Linked DNA regions of Homo sapiens: region 1 is linked to region 2. Evidence: read pairs that join two places in POLR2A ChIA-PET (ENCODE). Cell type or tissue: PC-9. All regions are shown on one strand. Each heading gives the region's core, and the rest is flanking DNA. Links, peaks and the distances in the headings are about the cores only.

Region 1 (5,384 bases), core at 191-5,190, 230 kb before region 2:
AGACCACTTTAATTTAATATTATGTTGATATGGTTGGGATTATATATTATTTGTTTTCTATTCATCCTACCTGTTCTTTATTCCCTTTTTCCTATTTTTCTTCATTGTCTTGGATTAAATTATTTTTATGATTAAATTATATCTCCTTTGTTGGTTTATTAGTATAACTCTTTGCTGTATTATTTCAGTGATTGCTAAGGCATAGAGTAGACATCTTTAACTTATGACAATCTATCTTTGAGTAATATACCACTACACGTAGAATATAAGAAATGTAAAACATGCTTCCTTTTCTCCCCTCTTGTCCTTTGTGCTTTTGTTGTCCTATATTTCTATATGTGTTATATATATGTGTTATATTTACATTTAGTTTCCAAATAGATAATACATTGTCTTATTTTTTGCTTTAAAGAGTTGGTTATCTTTTAAAGAGATTTAAATAATAAGAAAAAACTTTATATTTACCCACATAGTTACCATCTCCACTATACTTCATTCCTTTATGTAGTTGCAGATTTATATCTGGTAGCATTTTCCTTCTGCTTGAAGGATTACTGTTAGCATTTCTTGTAGTGCTGGTCTGGTGATGATAAATTCTTTTGGCTTTTGTATGTCTAAAAAGGGTCCCTGTTTTGCCTTCCGTTTTTTCACAGAGATTTTGGCTGGGTAAAGGATTTTGTGTTGCCAGTGATTCCCTCTCCTTCCCTCCCTTCAGGACATTAAAAAATGTTGCTCCATTGTCTTGCACCTTCATTTGCCATGCTACACTTGCATTGTTTCTAAAACGAAATCTGTCATACTGTTCTTTGTTTTTCTGCATGTGATGTTGTTTTGCCTCTATCTGCTTTTATGATTCTCTCTTTATTACTATTTTTAAGCAATTTTATTACTCTGAGCCTTGATGTAGTTTCTTCCAAGTTTCTTATGCTTGAGGTTTGGTGAGTGATATGGTTTGGTTCTGTGTCCCCACCCAAAATTTCATCCTGAATTGTAATCCCCATAATCCTCACGTGTCAAGGGTGGGACCAGGTGGAATAATCGGATCATGGGGTGGTTCCCCCATCCTGTTCTGATAGGGAATGAGTCTCATGAGATCTGATGGTTTTATAAGTATCTGGCATTTCCCCTGCTTGTACTCCCTCCATCCTGCTGCCCTGTGAAGAAAGCGCCTGCTTCTCCTTTGCCTTCCACCATGATCGTAAGTTTCCTGAGGCCTCCTCAGCAGTGTGAAACTGTGAGTCAATTAAACCTCTTTACTTCTAAATTACCCAGTCTGGGGCAGTTTATAGCAGCTTGAGAATGGACTAATACAGTGAGCATTGTGAATTTGTTGGTTTATCATTTTATCAAATTTGGAAAATTTCATCCATTATTACTTGACATACGATTCTCTCTTCCCTCATTTTTCTTCTGTGGGAACTTTAGTTACACATGTATTAGGCCCCTTGTCCCACAGCTTGCTGATATTCTGTTCATTTCTTTTTTTAATATTTTTTTCTCTGTGTGTTTCATTTTGGATAGTTTCTATGAAAATGTCTTCAAATTCACTAATCATTTCTTCTGCAATGTGCAATCTGACATTAATCCCATCCTGTGTGTTTTTCATATTAGACATTTTAGTTTTCATCTCTAAAAGTTTGATATGGATCTTTTTTATAACTTCCATGTCTTCAATTACATGCTCAACCTTTTCTCTAGCTTCTTGATGATAATTATAATAATGGCTGCATTAATACCCTTGTCCACGAATTCTATCATTTGTATCAAATCTAGGTTAGTTTCAAATTACTAATCTTACAAACACCCCTCCCCCTGTTTTTTTGTTTCTTTTATAAGAGACAGGGTCTTGCTCTGTTGGCCACACTTCAGTGCAGCAATGTGATCATAGCTCACTGCAGCCTTGAATGTGTCTAGGTCAAAATGAGATGTACCCAAGTGTAAAATATACACTGAATTTTGAAGATGTGGTTTCAAAAAGTAAAGAATATGAAATATCTAATGAATTTTTATATTGATTGCATATTATAATGATAGTACTTTGCATATATGTGTTAAGTAAAATGTTATCAAAAGAAATTTCACCTGTTTCATTTTACTTTTTTAAATGTGGCTGGTAGAATATTTTAAATTACATATGTTACTCACTTTATATTTCTATTAGCAGTCCCTAGATTTTATTATCAATCACAGAAAATCCTCCTTAATTTCCATTTTAATCACCCTGTTCGCTGAACATTATTTTCTCAGCTCACTTCCTATGGGACTCCACCTCTAATAACTTTTCCTTCCCACTAAACTTTTAATTCACTGATGCTATTACCTTTTCACTGAACCTTCTCCCCTCCCCTAGGGTCCTCACAGCCTTTCTTACCTAGCTAAAATGCCATGTTCAATCATTAAAAAAACATTTTTTTTGAGACAAGGTCTCACTCTGTCACCCAGGCTCAAGTGCGGTGGCGCCATCACAGCTCATACAGCCTCAAACTCCAGGGCTCAGGTGATCTTCCCACCTCAGCCACCTAAGTAGTGGGGACTACAGGTGCATGCCACCACATCCGGCTTTTTTTTCTTTTTATCTTTTTTTTTTTTTTTTTGAGATGGGGTCTCATTATGTTGCCCTGGCTGGTCTTAAACTCTTGGGCTCAAGCAATCTGCCCGCTTTGGCCTCCCAAAGTACTGGGATTACAGGTGTGAGCCACCACGTCTGGCCACAATCATTTTAATCACTCCCTGGCATATACCTTTAAATCCCTTATGCTTCTGCATGGGTAATGGACTTATCAGGAACATGACTGGCTGATCTTAGAGAGCATGATGAGTCAGGAGCTGAAGTTTATACAAACGTGTTGCTGCACAATCTAGTGGTGTACTGTGATGACGTTTCTTTTCTTATATGGTCTTTTTTTTTTTTCTTCCCTATTGTTCATTGTTGGCCTGTATCACATCTTTAAATTCTCAAAACTACTTGCTTGGTTAAATCTACAACCCTGGTTAAATCCAGATCTCTGACTCCTTCATGCCTGTATCAGCACAGCAGACTGCGGCTGATGGAAACATATGACCAGTTTCACTTCAGATTCTTCCTGGTTAATCTCAGGAGACCCTCAGTGCAGCCCTCCCTCATACCACATGTGCTCAGTCTGTCTGCTCTCCTTCTCTCCTGTACCAGTGGTTTTCAAACTGCGATGGCTTACCAAGGAGAAAAGAGTTGAAGGGAATTAGCTACCAGATCCTCAACATCTACATGGGGTTTCCTAAAATTCACATCACAAAGTTTCTTCTCTCACTGTGCAAAACAAAGGCAATCTCTCACCCCCTCCAATCTCAGGGTGGCCCTGAGGATCTCAATACCACCTGGGCTAAGCCACAGGGCAGTTCCCTGTCACCTCTGATCAAGACACAGAAACATTTAACATTTCTCTGTTCTGAGTATATTTCCATTCAAGGGAAGTCAGCATTTGACCCACATTGAAGTGTTTTCAGTTCCTATACATTGTAGAGTAGGGTGGTAGATCACTGACAATTTTCGTTGAAAGACCCAGACTTTTTTTTGTCAAGAATGCATCACTCTTGGGGGAGAGTCCAGGAGAACAAAGAGATGATTAGTGAGAAATATTGGTGAGGATATTGATTGGTAAATTATTGACTATTAATGAGAAAAAGATTTTTTTTTAGAGTTAATTAAAAAAAAAATTGAGACCGGGTCTCACTACTTTGCCCAGGCTGGTCTCAAACTCTTAGGCTCAAGAGATCCTCCCTCGTTAGTCTTCCAAAGTGCTAGGATTACAGGCATAAGCCACTACGCCTGGCCAAAAAAAAAAAATGACTTTTTAAATGTATTTAAACATTAGAGAACCTTTTTCTCTATTCTCATCCTTAGGGCTATGTTATTAGCTAGGAAGAAAAAACCTTTTTGAATAGCAAATCAGTGTAAGTTAATAACAACAATTCTTCCACTGTAACTGGAATGATTTCTGAGATTACCAGTTTTAAAAAGATATATTAAATAAAAGCTATAGATAAAACTTTTATGTGATTTCTTTCAGATTGGGTGTACTGTATTAAATAATATAGTTAGTACCTATTTTATAAAATTATATCATGAAATATTTCACTTACAGTCAACTTTCATAAAGTGTTAAATATTATCTACCTCCTATTAAAAAATGGTTGCTAGTGGCCGGGTGCAGTGGCTCACGCCTGTAATCCCAGCACTTTGGGAGGCTGAGGTGGGTGGATCACTTGCGCTCAGGAGTTCAAGACCAGCCTGGCCAACATGGTGAAACCCCATCTCTACTAAACATACAAAAAATTAGCTGGGTTTGGTGGCCCATGCCTGCAGTCCCAGATACTCAGGAGGCTGAGGCATGAGAGTTGCTTGAACCTGGGAGGCAGAGGTTGCAGTGAGATGAGATCATGCCACTGAACTCCAGCCTGGGTTACAGAGCGAGACCCTGTCTCAAAAAAACAGAATTTTTTTTTAGTCAGCTATGAAGTTTTATTTCATTAAATAAACAGAAAAATGTAATTATGATATATAATGCAATTAATGGAGTTACTTCTGATTTTTATTTAAAAGCTTTACTAAATTATTCTCAAAAGTAGACTATCAGAGATCTTATATGCACACAAACATAAATTTAAATTAACTATTTAAATTACTTAAAAATTTGTAAATAAACAATGGGACTAATAAATAATGCAATTAGAAGTAATTAACAATAGGACTAACTAAACATGTGTGAGCAAAATATGACAATATTTTAATAACTTTCTTCTTGTCCTTTGATACAGCAATTTGTTTTATCTTTTTTTAACTCTATATTAGGTATTTAAATTTTGCAGGTTCTATTATTATATATTCTTAAGAAAAATACATATTTTAAAAGAACATAAATAGTATTATTAACCAGATATTACCTATATTTAATAAAAAATTGCAATAACATGTTTCCTTCTGTCCTGTGATATGGTAGGTTTTTTTTTTTAATCTTCTGTTGCCTTTTTCATGTTTATTTTATTATTTTTTTATTTTTTGAGATGGAGTTTCTTTCTTGTTGCCCAGGCTGGAGTGCAATGGCATGATCATTCAAGCAATTCTCCTGCTTCAGCCTCCTGAGTAGCTGGGATTACAGGCATGCACCACCATGCCTGGCTAATTTTGTATTTTTAGTAGAGACGGGATTTCACCATGTTAGTCAGGCTGGTCTTGAACTCCTGACCTCAGGTGATCTGCCCGCCTTGGCCTCCCAAAGTGCTGGGATTACAGGCGTGAGCCACTGCGCCCGGCCGCCTTTTTCAATAATATTTCTCTGAACTGCCTGCAGCTTTTACGACATCCTTCCTTCCTTTTATGCAGTGGTAAAACTGAATACAGTCAAATG
Region 2 (5,384 bases), core at 201-5,200:
CTTGTTGGTTGCTTCCCTCTTCCTTTCTTCTTTGCCTAATCTCTCAACCTCCTTTGCAGCTCTCCTGCAGAACCACCACTGCAAATTCTGGCCAATCATATGCAAGAAAAGTCTCCTGGGTGACTTCTGGGAAAGATTTCCCTCCTAGCAAATGGAGAGAGACTCCTGAGAAGAAGCCCCTTTCCATCCGCTTCTGTCTTCCTGCTCCAGACATTGGCATGTAAAGAAGTGATGTTTAGTGTTGCTTTGGCCACCTCGTGGCCATAAGTGGGGGCATGACTGACATGCTGAGAACAGCAAAGCAAAGAGATGCAAGGGGCCTGTGTCTTTGCTGACATTCCTGAATGGCTGACCGAGCCCTGGAACTTCTGTCTTTGGACCTTTTGTCTCGAGGGATCCTTGAATCTATGGGTTGAATGTTTGTTACTTCCAATGAGAACATCACCAGTGACACAATCCAGCTCTCTTCTTACTCTGCCCACCCCAAACCCCTCCCTACTCCCACCCCACCCTCTGCCCAAAAACTCCTTCCTATCAGCCCTTGTTGATTCACAGAACACTGAGTTGACAAACATAAGGGGGACAACAGAATCCCAGTCCCTGGATCAGGGATACCCTGGCCCACTGTTTGGTAAGTTATTCGGGATCCTCTTATTGTTGCCACTACCCAAAGACTGACAAGAAAAACACTTCCCTCATAAAAATCTGAGTGCTGAGAAGTGGCTTTGAAAGTTAGCTCAATAAACTTATTGAGTAGCTATTGTGTATATCGGATACAAGAAAGAGTAAGACTCAGTCCTCACTGTTGAGAAGCTAACTTGCTAGCACAAGGTCAACCATAACACCAGGCAAAATATGAAGAGCACCAGAGAGATTGAAACACCAAAGTGTGGTGTGAGGACCCAGTCTGTGAACTGTTACTACTCACAATGACATAAGGGGCTAGTGCCAGAATGTAAATCAATTCATCACCAAGTACATTGTTTAGTTCAGCTGATTTTTTTTAGTAACAAGAGTTTCTTAATGAAGAAAGCAGTGAGTTGATTTACATTTGGGCACAAATTCATTATCCTGTTGTGAAAAAGCACTTTGAGTAGTACTGTTACAAAAGGGCTACAGCTCAAGGAGTATTAAAAAGAATTAGGTCTTCATGGAGGAAAGGGATATGATAATGTGTCTTGACCAAAAGGTAAGAGCTGAACAGAAAGGAATGGGCAGAGAGAAGAGAGGAAGGTGCACCGGTAGAACAATAAGAAGTCTGATTCTGGTTAGCCATAAGGTGTATTAGGGACAAGGTGGAGGTGAGCCTGGAGGACAAACTGAAGTGAGCTAGAGAGAGGCGTGGAACAGCAGCCTGAGAAGTCGGAACCTTTTTTGGTCTAAAATAGGAAGCCATTAAAGTTCTTTGAACAAGTCAGAATATGTTGTAAGACAATTGATCAGGTGTGAGAAATGAAAGCTGGACTGTAAAGACAGAAGGAGAAAGAAAAAGAGATAATGGCAGTCCTGGACCAGGAAAGAGTATTTGGAAAATGACTGGAAGTGAGATTAAGTGAGAGGTAGGGGTCAAGAGTGACTGTGCCAGGTTTGAAGGCCAGGTCACAAGACAGTGTTTATGTCAATCATAGAAGTGGGAAGGGTGAGTGGAGGAGGTGCTTTAGGAGGGGCTTTTCTGTTGAAGTCTTGGTGTGTGAATCAGGAATATATGTCCACTGTGAGTTGGGTGTAGGAGTGTGGAGCTCAGAACAGAGACTTGCGACTCGTGCTCACCTAGCAGAGACTTGATACCAGAACACACTGGTGAGAGATGGTATCATCCAGGGTGAGAAGGAGAGAAAGGAGAGAATCTAAGACTTGGAGAATTGCCTTTATTTTAATGGTAAGCGGAAGAGAAGAAGAATGGAACCAGAGAAAACAAAGACTGAGAATACCTCTGAGCAAGCACCTGAAGAAGGCAATACTACAGATACCCTTGGAAGAGGGCTCTTCAAGGAAAGCACGCATGGCCCATGGAACTAAATGCTGCAGAGTCTGATGAACATAAAGCTCTAGCAACTGGGAGCTGTGCTTCCCAAGAATAGTTTTAGGGACATTGTAGGGACACAAATCAGATTTCAGGATTAGGGAGAAAGGGGTTGGTTTAGTGAGGAAATGAGGCAGTGGACCTGGACAGCAGTTGGAGGAAGTCTGGTGGTAAAAGCAAAAAGAAGGAAGGACAGGCCAAGGGCAGGCTTTTTTTTAGTATGGGGGGAGGTATAAGCAAAATGGAAAGTGATAGCAGAGTGTAAAAGATGGGAAAGCAGGGGAGGTGCTACCTGATAGTGGTAGGGCCTGGATGGCAGGAACACTGCACAAGGCAGAGGATCTGGGGTCTGTGAGATGGGAGCAAAGGAAGGAAGGACAGCCGAAGATAAGGAGAGATTCTAAGGTGAAGAGAAGGGCGGTGGAAGAGCTCAGAGCACTGTCCTGGTGTTCTCAGTAAAGTCAGACCTCAGTTGAGATTGAGGAAGTCAGACTGGGGCTGAAGTTGTTTTCCAAACTGGTTCACTGACTTGCCCAAGGTCAAACAGTTGGAAAATGTTAGCTGGGATCAGAAACCAAGTCTTCCAACCAAGCTCAGTGATCTTTCTACCACATTAGAAATTGTAAACTTTGTTATTCTAATATGAGATATTAGGTCTTTTCCTAAAGTGCCCTTAAATGAGCTATTCTGACTTTTTAAGCAAGTAGTCTAAAGTACTTTACTTTAAAAGAAGCCCAATGACAATTTGAGACCACTGGGGGAGTATTAAGAATTTAATTTATCAAGTCTCAAAAATCTTAAGCGATCTCACAAAATAAAATAATAAAAAATAATTAAAATTTTGTTTAAAATTGTAAATTAAGACTTTCTCTTTTCCAGGTGAAAAGATGCAAAGAACTCTCTAATGACCTGCTTCTTTCTTGAAATCTTTGACTAAAACTTTTAAGGAAGTTCCCCATAATCAATGTGGAAGAAAATAAGAAAGGTGAGTTTCATTCTATTAGGCCTTCCCTTTGCCATGGTCCACTCCTTCCTGTAGCTGTGTCCTCCTCCTGGTGACATACATGATGGGTTCTGGAAACCTTATCTGAGAGAAGGCACATTATAAAGGCTTCCGTGAAGAACAGGCCTAGGAGCTGTTTGTGTCTTTAGCTCTTGGTGTCATGCCTGGCCTGGCTGGACTTAAAGTGTCTTGAGCCTACATTTAGCCAGGGTATCGGGCCCTGCAGCTTGAGCAGCTCAGAGGTCACTGAAAGGCAAGCTCTGCTATACTCCTTTTGAATTATATTTAACTCAAACCTGTGGCTAAACAGGAAATGATACTCCCTTTTTGCTTTAGCTTAAATCTAGGGTTTTTCTAGAAGCTCATCATTTTTCTACTCAAATGAGATAATATATATATCTCCCCCAAATGAGATTATATATATATGTGTGTGTGTGTATATATGTGTGTATATATATATGTGTATATATATGTGTGTGTATATATATATGTGTATATATATACATATTTTAATATGGAGACAGGGTCTAACTATATTTCCTAGGCTGGACTCAAATTCCTGGGCTAAAGTGATACTCCCACCTCAGCCTCCCAATTACCTGGGTCTCCAGGCACATACCACCATGCCTGGCTGTAGGTTTCTCAACTGTGGGACTACTGACATCTGAGGCTGGACAATTCTTTGCTGCGGGGAGGCTTTGTCCTACATTGCAGGAGGTTTAGCAGCATCACAGGCTTCTGCCCATTAGATGCCAACTGCACAACTCTTCCCTCCAAAGTTGTGACAAACAAAAATGTCTTCAGACATTGCTAAATATCCAGGGGGAGGATGTTTAACCTGATGACGCTAAGTATAGATTTAACCATGAAGAGAACCCAAAAAGTAGGGTTGTGTTCACGTTGCTCTGTAGAATAAAGACTTGGGAGAATCTGATGGAAACACTTTTTTTTTTTTTTTTTTTTTTTGAGACAGAGTCTTGCTGTGTTGCCCAGGCTGAAGTGCAGTGGCACAATCTTGGCTCACTGCAACCTCCACCTCCATGGTTCAAGTGATTCTCCTGCCTCAGCCTCCTGAGTAGCTGGGATTACAGGCACATGCCACCATGGCCAGCTCATTTTTGTATTTTTAGTAGAGGCGGGGTTTTGCCATGTGGGCCAGGCTAGTCTCAAACTCCTGACCTCAGGTGATCCACCCACCTCGGCCCCCACAAAGTGCTGGGATTACAGGCATGAGCCACCACGCCCAGCCCTGGAAACGCTTTTTGGTTCCACTCTCTCCAGTTCACCAAAATACCATAGTGGTAGAAATACTTGTTGCATTATCCATTACCATTTCATTATCCATTAGAATGGAGCACCTGAGTTTACAACAGGGAACTCTTAGCAGATAATGCTCACCCATTTTTCTCTGTGACAGCAGGAGAGTTGCTTGAAGTCTGTGTACGGCCATTGTTGGATTCTGCTTGTGAATGGCTCCTACGATGTACAGAGCCCCTGAGAACTGAGAGAAAAGAAAGGAGGGCTAAGCATATGTTCAGAAGTAGGTAGGGTTAGCTTTTGGTGCCCATCTACACTCTCTGCAGCCCTTCTCTCCCTGCCCTCATACCACTCCGTGACTTTCTATAGGTTTTTTTTCTAGGATATGTCATTAAAATTGAGCTGTTCTCGATTCCAGGTCTTGTTCCATGCTTGGTCTCAGTCAGCAAACTGTTTTCATGCTTATAGGAAAACAAGCTACCTCTCTCTGGCAATAGATATAAAGAGTGCACAGATTAGAGGCCCCAAGTGATTTGGGTCCCGGTAGAAGCAGTATACAACAGCTGGAACAACACTGTGCTAGACAGAGACAGCAGATCAGCTTCTAGTTCTGGCTAGGCTGCTTGCTGATGTGGATAGGGCAAGGAGCAAAATGTGATGATGTGGCTAGGATTAACTGTAAACAGGGAATAATTCCAGGAGTAACCTATTTCCACATTTTGATTGAGGACAGTTTATTGATGAGTTTCTCAACAATGAGGGTAACAAATACAATTCTTTCTTCCAGTGACCATGGCTAATCAATCACGGCCTTCTTTTCCACTGAACTTTAATTCAACCTGAAGTTCCTTCTTAACACTTCACATCAGTGGTTGTCAAAGTGTGGCCCAACAAGTAGCATCAACATCACCTGGAAACTTACTAGAAATGAACATTCTTGGGCCCAACTTCGGACTTAGTGAATCAGAGACTCTGCAGGTAGGGTCTGGCAATCTGTGTTTTTATCAAGCTGTCCAGGTGACCTTGATCCATGTTAAATTTTGAGAGACACTGCTTCCAGATCAGTGAGTCTTACTCCTGGCTGTACATTAGAAACACCCA

What was found. Peaks named below come from ENCODE experiments on the same cell type or tissue, not always from the same donor. Only the 100,000 strongest peaks of a DNase experiment are listed, where the experiment ranks them.
Region 1: POLR2A ChIA-PET joins it to region 2 with 6 read pairs; 2 of 35 experiments call an interaction of 5 or more read pairs at or near these places.

Annotation. Positions count from the first base shown.
Region 1 is chr2:170,745,575-170,750,958 of GRCh38, reverse strand. All of the region lies in intron 1 of ERICH2-DT (ERICH2 divergent transcript), which reads left to right. Among named protein-coding and RNA genes, the nearest start is that of ERICH2, 22 kb to the left of the region's middle. In PC-9, for the core only: no CTCF peak of the experiment used is centred there; a DNase peak (open chromatin) is centred at 2,838.
Region 2 is chr2:170,518,581-170,523,964 of GRCh38, reverse strand. MYO3B (myosin IIIB) reads right to left here. Exons shown (of 35, transcript NM_138995.5): 30 at 4,425-4,527. Among named protein-coding and RNA genes, the nearest start is that of MYO3B-AS1, 170 kb to the right of the region's middle. In PC-9, for the core only: no CTCF peak of the experiment used is centred there; no DNase peak of the experiment used is centred there.